2 separate regions of the Homo sapiens genome follow, and region 1 is linked to region 2. The links are chromatin contacts, found by Hi-C or POLR2A ChIA-PET in ENCODE. All regions are on one chromosome and are shown on one strand. The core of a region is the stretch at or near the end of the contact, and the rest is flanking DNA. Distances in the headings are between cores, read along the strand shown. Region 1 holds the start of KIF16B (kinesin family member 16B). Region 2 holds the start of KIZ (kizuna centrosomal protein).

Region 1 (7,399 bases), core at 1-2,500, 4.6 Mb before region 2:
ATGATTCCCTACTTGCCAAGAGAAGAAACAGATTTAGATGAGTCAAATAAGGTTCTGGAAATCTTTTGATTTTATGGCCTTCGGCTGCCCCAATCAGGCATCAGAACTACCAAACATTAACCTCCACAAGTTGATATGACAAAAGCAAAAAGGCCCTATGGTAAGTCAAATATCCACCAACTTGGTAGAGAAGTCAATAAAATCAAATGGCTCTGTGTGAACCTTGCCTGTCACCTTGGAGGACACATCCCATTTCTACCTCATTCTTTGAAGTCAAACCAATTTAAAAAGTAACTTTTCCAAAGAAACTTTCTAAACGGATTAAAAAGAGGTCATTGAAAAGGGAGCACAGGCTATTTTTCAGTGAATGAAGAGAAGGATTCTGAAAAAGCATTACTTCGTAGAAATATATAACAAGATTAAATTTTGTGTGTAACACTCTTCCTCTCTCTTAATATCAGAGTATTTCAAACACGTGTAAAGCGTCCCTGACTTTTTTCTAGGAGTCAGGACTTTGTCAAAGTTTTCCCATCCACTCTCTAACATGAAGTTAGGAACTGCTAAGTTATCGATTAGACATTCAGGGAATCAAAATCATCTCTAACTGAAAGATTAAAAAGTAGCATGGTTAATTGTTAAGAGAACTTCTGAGTTGGTAGAAATGAGGGGTTCACCTGACAGTTCGTGGTGCCCCCCCTCAGCACTCTCACCTTCCCCCCAACTATTTTACATCTTCATGGTAACGTTCCCTTGATGCTTTTTTAAAGGGGGAACAAGAACATCTCAAGTTAATACGATGGAGAGAGTTAATAGAATCTTCTCCTTTACCACCAGGGTCCTCTCCAGGGCAATGTGAACGGGACAGCAGTGCACGAAGTCCTCCAGGCCCCCAGAGGCCACAGCCTGGGCCCGGTGGGCCAGGGACCAGCCGGTGACACTTTTAAGTCCAGGCTGGCTTTGGGGGAGCTGGAAACAGGCTTCCTCTGGGTGGGGGCGCGACGAGGGGGCGGGGCGCGGGCGGCCCCACTCACCTGCGATTCATGGGCCGGACCCTCACGGCCACCTTGACCGATGCCATCGCTCATCCCGAACCAGCCCGCGCGGGGTCCCACTAGCCCAGAACTCCGCGGTCGCCGGCGACGCTGGCTACTCAGATCGCGGCTCCCGCCCACTTCCCTCTCGCCCCCGCCCCTCTGCTCCCGGCCGGACCTGGAGTTCCGCGGCAGCCCCACCTGCCAGGCCACTGAGCATGCCCAGAACGGCTCCGGCCCGCGTGATCCATGCGCCACGGTTTGGCGGCGGCCGGGCGGTGCAGAGGGGCGGGGCCGCGGGGCCTGGAAGCAGCCTCCGGGATCTGCAAGTCTGGAAAGGCCACGTTGTGGACCTTGGCGCAGAGGTTATGGGGGCGACCCGGAGCGGATGGTTTCAGGAAAACTAGAACCCACCCTCATGGCCTGAACAACTGGAGAGAAGAGGATCGCAGCAATTTAAAGCCAGCGGCAAGGATCACAGTCCTGGGGTCAGGTGACCAAAGCCAGTTTTTCAGCCCTTAACAAGAACCTGGCTTCACCCAGCCAAACATGAGTTAACGTATCCATTTTACACACGAACAAACTGAGGCGCAGAGATGATCACAGCTTGTTGGTGGCAAACTCCGCTAGGGCCTTCTCTGCTACCCTAAGGAGGTCCGACCGTATGTTTTGGACCCCTTAACTCGGGATACCGATAAACGAAAATTAATAGGGTGTTGGATGTTTTAAATGTGTGCGGGAATGTCATTATATTGGCTAGAATCAAACCTTATTTAGACTTGTTTTGCACTTTTGTACACTTTAGTAATTTTTAGTTTTAATCATAAGGGAGTTAAAGGCGAACACAACTGGTATTTTTTTTTTTTTTTTTTTTTTTTTGAGACAGGGTCTCGCTCGGTCACCCAGGCTGGAGTGTAATGCTGCGATCTCGGCTCACTGCAACGTCCGCCTCCCGGGTTCAAGAGATTCTCCTGCCTCAGCCTCCCGAATAGCTGGGCGTGCCACCACGCCCGGCTGATTTTTGTATTTTTAGTAGAGACGGGGTTTCACCATGTTGGCCAGGTTGGTCTCGAACTCCTGACCTCAAATGATCCGCCCGCCTTGGCCTCCCAGAATGCTGGGATTACAGGCGTGAGCCACCGCGCCAGGCCGACAACTGGTATCTTAAGGCTTAGGGCCTCTGGTAGAAGTGAGCTCCACCTCCCTTCCTGTGTAGAAGGTAAATGCATTCATTCATTCAGTGAATCGAGCATGCATGAAATCGTTTGCGCACACCCAGAAGCCCACCTGCGAGCCACAGGAGCAGCCATTCCAGGAAGCCAAGCTATAATGGGAGACGCAAGGAATGGAGGCGGAACTCCTGTTTTTAAGTCCTAGCTCCAACACTAGCCTTGTCAGCCTGTAATTCTGAATTACTGGGCGCCTCTGAGGCTTCTTGTCTCATCTGCAAATCAGGAACAACGGCATAGAGTGGTGAATGCATCAAGTGGGATGATGTCTGCAAGTACGCAACCCGCTTACACAAAGAATTATCTTTCCATAACCTTCCCTGGACCCCTAGGGCCAGCAGGGAATCATAGCCTCCCTTTGTTTCTAGAGCCCGGAAATCACTGGGTTTTCCCTCTGTCTGGAGCAGAGCTGGGTGCGAATTTGACCAACGGGTGGCAGGAACAGCCGGAGCAGGATATTAAGGAGCGGGCGAGCTTGCCAAGCATGCGCAGTAGCGGCGGGTTGGTTTGAGAAGCCGCCAGGGAGCCAGCGCGGCGACCTAGCTGGCTGGGGCAGGGGAGGGGCCCGCCTTATATGGGAGCTGCGTGGGGACAAACTGTTCGGGCCCAACGCGCGGGTCTGAGAGACAGCCACGCCTGCTCCGGGTCACTCCGGCCACCTGGGGGGCGTCGGCGCGCAGACTCTGGCCAGTTCAGTATTCAAACTCTTCAGGAGTGCTAACTTACTCATGACAGCGATTTTCTGTATCGGGGTTTCATTGGTCGGTGGTTTAGAAGGTTTTGCTCATTCATTCGTTAATGTAATTCCAACAACCTACACGTGTTTATAAGCCCCCTTTCCATCCACGACTTTGCTGTCTGACACAAAACGGACCATCGCAGCCCGGCAGACGCTTTAGACAACAAACAGCATGCCTGGAGCTTTTCAATAGGAAGCAGTAAGGCTTGATCATCACAGACGATACGGAACGGGCACTTTCTTAGCAGAAAATATTTCTATTGGGGCGTGAAGGAAGTTTCTGAAAGGGAAGATTATTATAAGATAAGGGGTTTGCTCATCTCAGACTTTAGTGTGCCTGCTTTAAAGTGTTTTGCAAACTTGAATGTTTAAAGGAATCACCTGGCGGTCTTGTGAAACTGCAGCTTCTAATGGGCAAGTCAGAGGGGAAGCCTGAGACATGGCATTTCCAGCACGTTCGGGGAGTGAAGATGCTGTCGGCTGCCACCCTCCCTGCAAGGAGCCAGGGGATAGATGACCTCTACGCAAACTGTGAGAGCTTAAAATAACTGATAGTGAAAAACAGTTACAGAAGCTCTAGGCCGGGCACGGTGGCTAATGCCTGTAATCCCAGCACTTTGGGAGGCCGAGGAGGATGGATTGCCAGAACTCAGGAGTTTGAGACCAGCCTGGGCAACACGGTAAAACCCTGTCTCTACGACAAAATAAAACAAACAAAAATAAAAGCCACGCATGGTGGCGTGTGCTTGTAGTCCCAGCTACTCAGGAGGCTCAGGTGGGACAATCGCTTGAGCATGGAAGGAGGAGGTTGCAGTGAGCCAAGATCGCACCACTGTACTCCAACCTGAGTGACAGAGTGAGACCCAATCTCAAAAAAAAAAAAAAGCAGTAAATCCAGGGCCCAAAAGGTCAGTAAGAATTCAGGGATCCAAATCAGTTATGTACTGATGCATAAAAATAATGGCCAAAAATGTGGAGGCTTAAAACAAAAACCGGTTATTATTTCTCTCAATTCTTTGGGTTGCTGGTGTCACCCGGGCTTTGTGGCTGGGCTCTAGGCTCACCTGGGGTGAGGAAAAGTTGGTGCATTTTGCTTTTTCATCCTCAAAAAGTTTAGACCAGGTTCCAGATTTCTTGCGGCGGCGAGACACCTCGCCAGGAGAGCACCGCACTATGCACAAGCCTTTGCTGGACTTCCATTGACCAAAGGCAGTCACATGGTCACGCCCAGGCAATGTGGGAGGGCCCCGCAAAGGAGGGGTGGGTACTCAAGAGAGCCACTAAATAACAAACCTACCTTAAGATCACATTTATTTCTAACATTTTAATAGTTATAGTTCAGTATAATTGATTTTCCTGGTAATCCCATTTATTTTATTTTATGCATTTTAAAATGTTATTCTGAAAATGTTACTCTCACCAAACAACCAAAAGGGTCCACGGCATAAAAAAGGTTTAAGAATCTATGATTTTAAAATTCAATTGGATGGATAAAAGACATTTTTATTTTTATTGTGTATATATACATATATATGTGTGTATATATATATATATATATATATATATATATATTTTTTTTTTTTTTTTTTTTTTTTTTTTTTTTTGAGACAGAGTTTTGCTCTTGTTGCCCAGGCTGGAGTGCAGTGGCGCGATCTCGGCTCACTGCAACCTCCACCTTCCGGTTTCAAGCGATTCTCCTGCCTCAGCCTCCTGAGTAGCTGGGATTACAGGTGCCCACCACCAAGCCCGGCTAATTTTTGTATTTTTAGTAGAGATGGGGGGTTTCACCATGTTGGACAGGCTGATCTCGAACTCCTGACCTCGTGATCCACCCACCTCTGCCTCCCAAGGTGCTGGGATTACAGGCGTGAGCCACCAAGCCCGGCCGACATTTTTATTTTCTAAGAAGGTTGAATTGTGATGGGAAGGAGAAGAGAAAATTCTGAAATCTGGGTTAAAACCCAAATGGTCTCAAGATGCATATGTGCATGGCGGGACTGTGGGGTGGGGGATGTGGTTGTTTAGTTTGTTTTGATGTAGTTTATTTTGGTCTTCATTTATTATTGAAATTTTTTTCTGATGTTTAGCAATCTCTTTTTTAAAACGTTTTTTCAAATCTTTTTTTAATCTCTATTTTGAAAACTTTTTTAATGGACGAAAACTTTTGAGTGACTTAAGCTCTCTGAGTCTTAGCTTCTTCATTTCCACGCAAAATAGCACTGTAATAGAATGTTCACTCCACCGCAAAATATTTGAATCATCAGGGAATACTGTTATCAGAAGAAAAATACTGTATTTCTCATGAGCTGTGCTTTTTCTTCATCCTAGCCTCTGAGGAATAAAATTGATTTACTTTCTTACAAACATGACTTTTAAAAAATCTTGATGAACATCAGACTGGCACGCTTAAATTGGGACGAAGGATATAACTGACACCTCATAAACCCATCGATTTCCCTATGTGCTAGAAGCACTCACCAGAAGCATTATATCACATGATACACTTAGTGTCTCCTACAGGAGTGCCTTACACCAAGGGACTTAAGTTGAATTTAAGAGCTATGTGGTGAGCCAATGAGAAAAACAAGTGTTTTCCTGGTTTTCAAATAAATGTATAATAAATAGTAGTACCAGAGACAGGAATCACAGATACCAAGTCCAAACCCAGCACCAATTTTTTTTTTTTTTTTTTTTTTTTTGATACAGAGTCTTGTTCTGTCCCCCACGCTGGAGTCCAGTGGCGCTATTTTGGCTCACTGCAACCTCCACCTCCCGGGTTCAAGTGATTCTCCTGCCTCAGCCTCCCAAGCTGCTGAGATTACAGGTGCCTGCCACCACACCTGGCTAATTTTTGTATTTTTAATAGAGACAGGATTTCACCATGTTGGCCAGGCTGGTCTCAAACTCCTGGCCTGAAGTGATTCACCTGCTTTGGCCTCCCAAAGTGCTGGGGTTACAGGTGTGAGCCACTGCGTCTGGCCTACGATTTTCATTTTCTAAGTCACAAAATTTAAAGTATATTTAGAATCTTCTAAAATACTAAACATTAAAAGCAGGAATAATTTGAAAAAGTATACTTTGGGGCTAGAGAGAAAATCTGAGCTCCAAAATCACAGTAAAGATAATTGCAAAAATCGTACTAAGTAATTTTAGTAAAGCTTTAGGCAGGTAACCATGAATGCCTGCTTTCTTTTATAGCAAAAGTGAATAAAGAAATCACATTAGATTCAATTTAATAGACGCTATCACCCTAAATCATAGTCATTTTATATACTAAGATAAAAATGATTGTTTTCAATTGCATATAACTGTATGCAACCATATATATAAAACTATGTGGTCATAAATAGTTCAGAACTGATAGACTGTAGAGTCTGTGGCCTCATTTTAACTTCGAAAGAGTGAGAAACCATGTTTATTTAAAGTGATTGGGAAAAGTTTCATGGATGAATTAGTTTTGGAGATCGGTCTTGCAGGAGGGACAGATTTGAACCCAGAAAATGGTGAGGAGGTGACTTCTAAAGCAGAGGAAATTCCTTGAACAAATGTTTAGTGTTGGAAAAGCGAGTCCTGCTTCTGGAATAGTGAGAAAGCCTCTTTACCTGAAGCACAGTGTAAAGTTTAAAAATAGTTGTAAATGCTTCTCTTCCCTGGACTCATACCTTGCGATGTCATTTTGCAGCTCCCCTCAATGGGAAGTAGAATCTCTTTCTCCACCTCTTCAATATGGCTGGCCCTGGAACTTCCCTTGGCACACAGAATGCAGCAGAATTGGCTTCATGTTGTTTCTAAGCCTTGGCCTCAGAGGCCTTGCATGCTTCCTAACCCTGGCTCTAGGAAACTTGCTGCTGTCATGTAAGCAAGCCCAGGCTAACCTACTGAATGTTGGTGTGTCCCAGTCAAATCCAGCACTGCAACCAATAGCCAGGCAGCCACCAGACATGTGAGTGGGGCCACCTCACACCAGCCAACCTCCACCAAGTCATCAGATGTATGAGTGAGAACAGCCCAGAACAACTGAGCCCGTCCAGACCAGCGGAACAACCAAGCTGACCAGTAGACTTAGGAGCAGTAAACAGATGATTGTTATGGAAGCCATTCTGTTTAGGGTGTGTGTGTTATTGCTTGCATCCAAATACATCCTATCTCATCTAATGAGAAAAGGCCCTGCTCAAGGGCTTTTGCAGCTGTAGTTGGGCGCCGGAAGTGTCTTTGTGGTCATTTCTTACTCCATACACGGGGAGATCAAGGCTCAGACCAGGTAGTGTGACTGTGGACAACACTTTCCTTACCCCTCTGTGACACTTAAATCAATGAAGCAGATTCACAGAAGCATGCATGCTCACTGAACACAGTATTTGCATTCCTACCTCCAAACCTTTGCTCCACCCATGCATCCA
Region 2 (7,214 bases), core at 629-3,128:
CTTTAAAAGGCCTCTTGGCTGGGTCTTTCCTGCAAGGGTGACCATCACTGGCATGCTCACTGCCCGGCCAAGAGGAGGCTGAGGTGGGGATGTAGGCAGAGTTGGGACTTGCTGGCTGGAGAAGAGGAGGAGAAGAGGCAGGGCACACACATCCCTGCTAGTGTATGAGACCCCCTCACAAAGCAAGACTGAGCCTGGGGTGGGAAATGGAGTTGGGGGGAGCTGGAGAAGCAGGCAAACTAAATTCCACCCTGGTTGTCCAGGTTCTTAAGAAGGCATATTGGTCAAAGTGGAGAGGAGAACACGTATTTTACCTAAGTTTGTTATCTTGAATTATAATTCAATATTTAGGCGGATGGTATGAGGGCCTCCATTCACACTCTTGCCCTGGAACTGGCAAATGTGAATGGAAGGCTGAGTAAAATCATAGTTTTGTGTTGTTGGCCTTTGAGTGTTCCATCTCTCTTACAATTTTAGTTTGTCACACCTTGCACCTTGTATGTGTAAGTAAAATTAATGGCATAGGAAAGAAACCAAAAGAAGTGAACAATAAGAGACTAAAGAAACTCTACAGGCCGGGCATGGTGGCTCATGCAAGTAATCCTAACACTTTGGGAGGCCAAGGTGGGTGGATCACCTGAGGTTGGGAGTTCAAGACCAGCCTGGCCAACATGGTGAAACCCCGTCTCTCCTTAAAATATAAAAAATACCAAAAAAAACAAAAATTATCTGGGTGTGGTAGCGCACACCTGTAATCCCAGTTATTCAGGAGGCTGAGGCACGAGAATCTTTTGAACCCGGGAGGCAGAGCTTGCAGTGAGCCGAGATCACGCCACTGCACTCCAGCCTGGGCAACAGAGTGAGACTCTGTCTCAAAAAAAAAAAAAAAAAAAAGGAAAGGAAGGCAGAGAAGCAGGCTAAGGCTTAATTTTTCTGCCCAGTGGGTTTTGAAATATGGTTGGCTTCCTTCAGGAAGCTTTTTCCCGACGTTGGTGATGATAATAAAACCTGATGCTTTCTATGTGCTGGGCCCACTTATAAACACTAACACATATTAACAATCGAATCCTAAACTAATCCTGTGTTAACAGCCTCCCACTTTACATATGAGGAAACCTGGGGTGACTTGCACACGGCTTGGCAGCTGGGACGTGGATAGGGAATGTACACCCAGGCAGTCTGGCTCCCGGGCTCCTGCTAGAGGATCCTACAGGACATTAGGAGCATTGTCCCTTAGAGCTGTCTGCACAAACGTCTGCTTCCCAAGCAACTAGTTATCAACTTTTCCCTCTCGCCAACGATACTGGCACCTGGAACAATCCTTAGATTCAGCACGGATTTTCGAGTAAGGGGTTGGTCCACTGTCGGGGCTGAGCACGGCTGTTTAGCATTTGAGGGTTTGTCTTTTTTTACTTGGTGTTTTGTGTCGCTTTTGAGTGCTGATATAATAGAACAAGCTTAGTACAGTGCCTGGCACTCAACAAATCCTGGCAAGAAAGGAGATCGAGGAAAAGAAGCAAGCGAGAGACGAAAGAAAGGGAGGGAATGCGCCTTGTAACATTAACGTAGCTTGTGCGAATCCTGGAAGGTGAGGGGAAAGGAGACACCGCGTCAAGGGAGAGAGGAGAGGGCACCGAGCGCCCGCCCCTCCGACGTGGTCCGCCCCGGCCTCACGACGCCCCGCCTCTGCCACGCCTCTTCCCCGCCCCATGCAGGTCTTCGTCCCGCCCCCCACAAAGCCGGCTTCCGCCCCGTCCCTCAGCGGCGCCCCGCCCCCACGGCGTCTTGCCCCGCCTCCTGCAGGCGGCCCGGCGCGGTGTTTACCCGCGGTGCATGGTGGGGCGGTCTCCTTCGGCAACCCCGGCCGAACGGCCACCCAGAGGCTGTGCTGAGCTGGCGCAGCGGCAGCAGCATGAGCCGGACCCTCGCATCGGCCGTGCCCCTGTCGAGTCCCGACTACTACGAGAGGCTGGGCCAACTCCAGCACGGGCTGCGGGACAGGTAAGGGCACTGGGGCGGGGGTGGGGAGTCGGCCCGCGCCGGGGGTCTTCCGCGTGCCCTGCCCCATTTTCCTTCCCGCTCCCCCGTCCGAGGTTCCCCGGGGCCCAGGCCCGCGCGCAACGCCCCCCAGGCTCCCAGTGGGGCCTGGAGGACAGTGTTTACTAGAGCCACCCCCTGTATTGGGGGTGGGAGCGGAGAGAGGTGAGAGACCGCCCCCGCCCCGTCAATAGCAGCTAAAGCCTGGTCTACGGTTTGAGGATGCGGCCGCGTCACAGAATTTGCCCAGAAGTGAAGGTGGGAGTTCTTCTGCCTGTCACTCTCCATCAAGCCTTGTGAGTTTCTCTTGTCCCCTTTTACACGCCCCCTCCCCACTCTCTTCAAATTGCCATCCCGCCGTGACAGCTGCACTGCATCAATGATGACAAGTCCTGGAACGCAGACGGTTGTGTGTGTGTGTGTCAAACATGTGCCCCCGTTTAAACTCAGGAGACTTTTAGGGGTAGCGAGGGCTGGCTAGATTTCCAGCGAAGGGATGAAATTTCCAGCTAGAGAAGTCCAGCTTCCAGAGGGTTCATGATGCCTTTGATTAAGATATGAAAGATGGGAACCACTGAAAACAGCTAGATCTAAGAGTGCATATAGAGAGAAAATTATACCGCAATGTACTATGAATAACCACGTAAAAGATAAATTGCTGGACCTCTTATTTAGCTGCTAAGTTAATTGGAGTTGTAACTCTCATTAGTTGACAAGAAAGGAAATACATTTTTGGATCTCTTGATAAACAAAACATTTAATGAGTGTTAAAAGTTACAAAATCATTCTAGTGAACAGGAGAGCTGTGTGCGTGACAGTGCTAAAATGATAACAATAATTACATGGAAAATAAAGGCAGAAGTGAGCGATTTTGAAAAGGAATTACATTTATCTTACGCTAGATTTAATTCTTGTCAGATATTTATAGAGCATCTACAACAGGCTTCCTTAATTGTCGTTAGCATTTTTTTTACCTTGTACTCCTTTTCTACGTCCTATTTTCTTTCTGACATGTCACCGCTCACCCATATCAGTGACCTCTTAATTTCTGACTTTAAAAAGAAATCTCTTCCTGTAGAGCCTTCCCTGTTTCAACCCATTCCCTAACTTTTGTGACTCTTGGCATTCTTACAGCACTCATAAATGGCATTCTTTTTGAACTATTAATTGTAAGTTATTTTTGTTTCCTGTGCTAGGAACACCTGGCTGTTTATAGTCCTTATGGCACAATAACTGTATAATAATTATGTACTTTATGATTAACACTTATTTAATTATTAAACAAGGTGAGGCTGTTGAAAATATATAAGGAATGTGAATCAAATTTTATAGCCTGTTCACGGTTCTGCATTTCGAGATTTGTTTTATTTTTAAGTCAGTACAAATCTGTTGCTGTGTGTGTTCATTTTTCATTTTAAGAATTTATAACTAACTCAAATTAATGCACACTGGACACAGTTATAGAGGCAAATAATTCTAGATACAGAAAAGGCTGCAGTAGAAATATCAAAACCTGGATTCTAGTCCACGAACAATTGTGTGACCTTGAGCAGGTTGTTCCACCTCTCTGAACCTTGGTTCTTTACCAGGAATGAGGGGGCTTGACTAATATGCAAAGTAAGGCCACAGATTTTTTTCTTTCTCTCTTTGCTAGAATAATGGGCCTTAAAGTAAAAAAAGAAAAAAAAGCTGAAAGCTGTAGTTTTGCAAAGCAATGTGTAAAGAATATTATTGTCTGTATCCAATTTGAGTGTTTGGATGTACCTTTTTGTTTGTTTGTTTATTTGTTTGAAACATAGTCTCACTCTGTCACCCAGGCTGGAGTGCAATGGCATGATCTCAGCTCACTGCAACCCCCACCTCCCAGGTTCAAGCGATTGTCCTGCCTCAGCCTCCCTAGTAGCTGGGATTACAGGCGCCCACCACCAACCCCAGCTAATTTTTGTATTTTTAGTGGAGATGGGGTTTCACCATGTTGGCCAGGCTGATCTCGAACCCCTGACCTCAGGTGATCTGCCTGCCTCTGCCTTCCAAAGTGTTGGGATTACAGGTGTGAGCCACTGCACCCGGCCTTGGTTGTACCTTTTTAAACAAAGAAACACAAAGCATCCCACTGATCACAGATACCACTGTCTCCTAAAATTCCTGAGTCATTTCATAGGGAGCAACCCTGGGTAGTCACAGCTGCTTTATCAATCCAGAAACTTCTGGGAAGTGGGAGACAAAAAAAAACTCCCTCTTTCTCAGCCCTTTTAGAGGTGGTCATTGCAATGTTAGCTGGTCAAATAACCAGCATATTTCCAGCCCAAGTCATGTTAGCTGTAGTTACACGTAGATGTAATTTTATCGTCTGAATGTTTTCCTATGTGTGTACAGTGTTTTTTCTGCATTGTGGTGAAAGTCAATAATTGAATCTAAAAGAGTCTAATGGAGTGACTTGTTACAGTGTGTATAGCACCCACAAGCATGGTAGAAACTTATAAGTGGAATTGGCTCTTACGGTTATACAAAAACATCCTTTTAAAAGGGCCCATTAGCCAGCCGCGGTTTTTTCAGTGCCTATATTGATTCAGAGTAAGATATCATAATAGTCTAGAAACTGACACTGAGATATTAGTAGAGTAAGCTGAAGATGGTATAGAATTGTGGTATCGAGACAAAAACAGAATAACAAGTGGCTTAAAAGTAGAAAACTCAGCAAGATAAGGACCACTTAGCTGTGTAAAACTGAAAGGTCCAAGTGAGGGGTGACTGAAAACATGAACTATGGGTAAGCATCCCAGGGATGGGTATTTCAAAGATTCTGAATAGAGATTTAATATGTAAGAATTGCAAGCCATGGAAAGGCTTTTCATTGAGGCAAATATCTGGTTTTTAGTATTAAATTTTAAAAAGACATGGAGGGCTCAGCATTCTGAGGTGCTGCAGTGTGGATGAGGGGCTAGAAAATAGGCCTGTGAAGAAGAGTTAACAAGATTACCACCGTTTTGCCTGGGAGAGAAAGCCAAGAGGAGTTTGATTATCAGGGTATGAAGTGTTATGATAGAGAAGTGTGAGCAGCAGATGTCTGCATCTGCTGAAGATGTTTTACAAATAAATTTTACATTCATTACTAAGAAGAACTTGCTGCTTGGGAGGTGGTGGATTTCCAAAGTGACTGTGGTCCTTTTTCACTAGAAGTCATAGGTGAATTTTAGAAATTATTTTAAAGTGGCTGGGCGTGGTGGCTCACACCTATAATCCCGGCACTTTGAGAGGCAGAGGCGGGTGGATCACCTGAGGTGAGGAGTTTGAGACCAGCCTGGCCAACATGGCAAAACCCCGTCTCTACTAAAAATACAAAAATTAATTGGGTGTGGTGGCGCATGCCTGTAATCCTAGCTACTTGGGAAACTGAAACAGAATCCCTTAAACCCAGGAGGGAGAGGTTGCAGTGAGCTGAGATTGTGCCATTGTACTCCAGCTTGGGCAACAGAGTGAGACTCCATCTCAAAAAAAAAAAATGTGTGTATATATATATATATTTTTTAAAGTAAATTCTAGCTTACAAAAAAGTTGCGAATATAGGACAAAGACCTCCAGTGTTCCTGTCACCCAGATCCCTCAACTATTAACATTTTATTAGATTTTTGACACTGAGATATCAGTTGGGTATCTATTTAAATCTGTCTATCTAAAACCATTAGCCTTTTCTGATCTGTTTGAGAAGTGCATATATGATGCCTCATCACTCCTAAAATCTTCAATGTGTGTTTCCAAAAGCCAAGGATGTTCTTGTACATGATCACACCATACAGCCCTCCTAGTGGTGAAACCAGTCCGCAGACTGCATCAGATTTCACCAGCTATCTTAACGATGCTCCCTTTTTTTTCCCCCTGGTCCAGTGGCTCACCTGCAAACCGCGGTTGCATTTGGCTGGCATGTCTCTTCAGTCTCCCTACATCTGGAACGATTCCTCAGTCTTTCCCTGTCTTTCATGTTCCTGACAAGTTCATAGAGTACAGCTTTCATTCTAGAGGGTGACCCTCAAGCTGAGTCTATCTGATGGTGTCTCATTACCAGACTGCAGTCGTGCTTTCTTAGGAATACAACAGAAATGAAGCACTACCTCAGGGCATGGGGTCATAGATGTATTCAGAGGTCTTCCTTTCTTTGTAATTTAATGACAAGTTGCTCACACTATCCAGTCATTCATTCTGCATGAACCAAGTACCCAATTGATCATGAAACTCTAGGGGGGGAATGGTAACTAATAAAAATTTCTAATGTGGAAGCAATTATGCTATGTTTCCTTCACTTCTATTCTAAGTTCACTCTTACTAGTGAGAAGGTAAAGATTTGTGATGCTATTAGTTAAAAATGTGTGTTTTTGTAATTTTTTTCCTTTTAATCTTTTTTTTTTCTTTTTAACATAGGCATACTGCAACCCATGGGTTGTGTTCCCCAAGTGAAGATTCTGTGTCTGGATTTTGGACCCCATATTCCCATTAAATGAATTTTGGTTAAATAGTAGTTTCCATTTAACATTATGCAAAGGAAAGAAAGTTATGTAACCTGTAATGTAGCTAACAGTGACTTTTGGGATGATCTTTTTTTTAAAGGAAAAGAACTATTCTGAAGATATATAGAAACTGATAATTAAGAGCTCACAAATGGAGCATGGGGCCAGCCCCTTTCCCTCAGGAAGCCAACCTGAGATCACCTCTGTTGGAGTCCTTATCTTTATTTCACAGCCTTTTGTTTAGGATTCTTTGCTTGGATAGAATATTATGTGGTTTCTTTTTTGGCCTTTACTTAATGTTAACTTAGATGAGCAATTTAGCTTCAATTAGGTGGGATTGAAACAAATAGTGGTGCTCAGATGGAACCCTCTGTGGCTAATCCTCCCAGGCACTCTTCTTGGGACTGAATGGCTTCATCAGTTTTATCCCCCAGCCCCCTGGTTTTGGCTGCCTCTGCTTCCTCTGCTGCCCAGTTCCCCCTCGTCCTTGCCCAGGCTGGTTGTGGGGTAAGACAGGTTTTCTCCTTAGCTTACTGCTAGCACTCACCTGAACAGCACAGGTTCAGTCTTTACTGGTAGTAGCTCCAGGAAAACAGCAACCTGTGACAAATAATGACACCATTACAGAGTTATAAAAAGAAATCCCTCCAAATTTGAAATGATGGTCTTAGAAGG

What was found. A loop is a pair of places that touch in the nucleus more often than their neighbours do. ChIA-PET counts read pairs that join two places held with the same protein, here RNA polymerase II (POLR2A). Pooled maps may share reads with other maps.
Region 1: a map of CD8-positive, alpha-beta T cell shows a loop between it and region 2 (15-fold over the local background). The contact joins the promoter of KIF16B here to the promoter of KIZ in region 2. A Hi-C loop is called at or near these places in 1 of 168 maps with a recorded cell type or tissue (CD8-positive, alpha-beta T cell) and 7 of 50 pooled maps. POLR2A ChIA-PET finds 5 or more read pairs at or near these places in 1 of 52 experiments (HepG2).

The regions. Positions count from the first base shown.
Region 1 is chr20:16,572,198-16,579,596 of GRCh38, forward strand. KIF16B (kinesin family member 16B) reads right to left here and starts at 1,251. Exons shown (of 26, transcript NM_024704.5): 1 at 1,032-1,251. The coding sequence starts at 1,078. It overlaps LOC124904875 (a long non-coding RNA gene), which reads left to right and starts at 3,106. Exons shown (of 2, transcript XR_007067539.1): 1 at 3,106-3,530; 2 at 6,682-7,162. RefSeq lists an enhancer at 1,008-1,529 and silencers at 1,142-1,371, 1,158-1,287.
Region 2 is chr20:21,124,204-21,131,417 of GRCh38, forward strand. KIZ (kizuna centrosomal protein) reads left to right here and starts at 1,879. Exons shown (of 13, transcript NM_018474.6): 1 at 1,879-2,001. The coding sequence starts at 1,913. RefSeq lists enhancers at 1,348-1,447, 2,348-2,397 and a silencer at 1,608-2,187.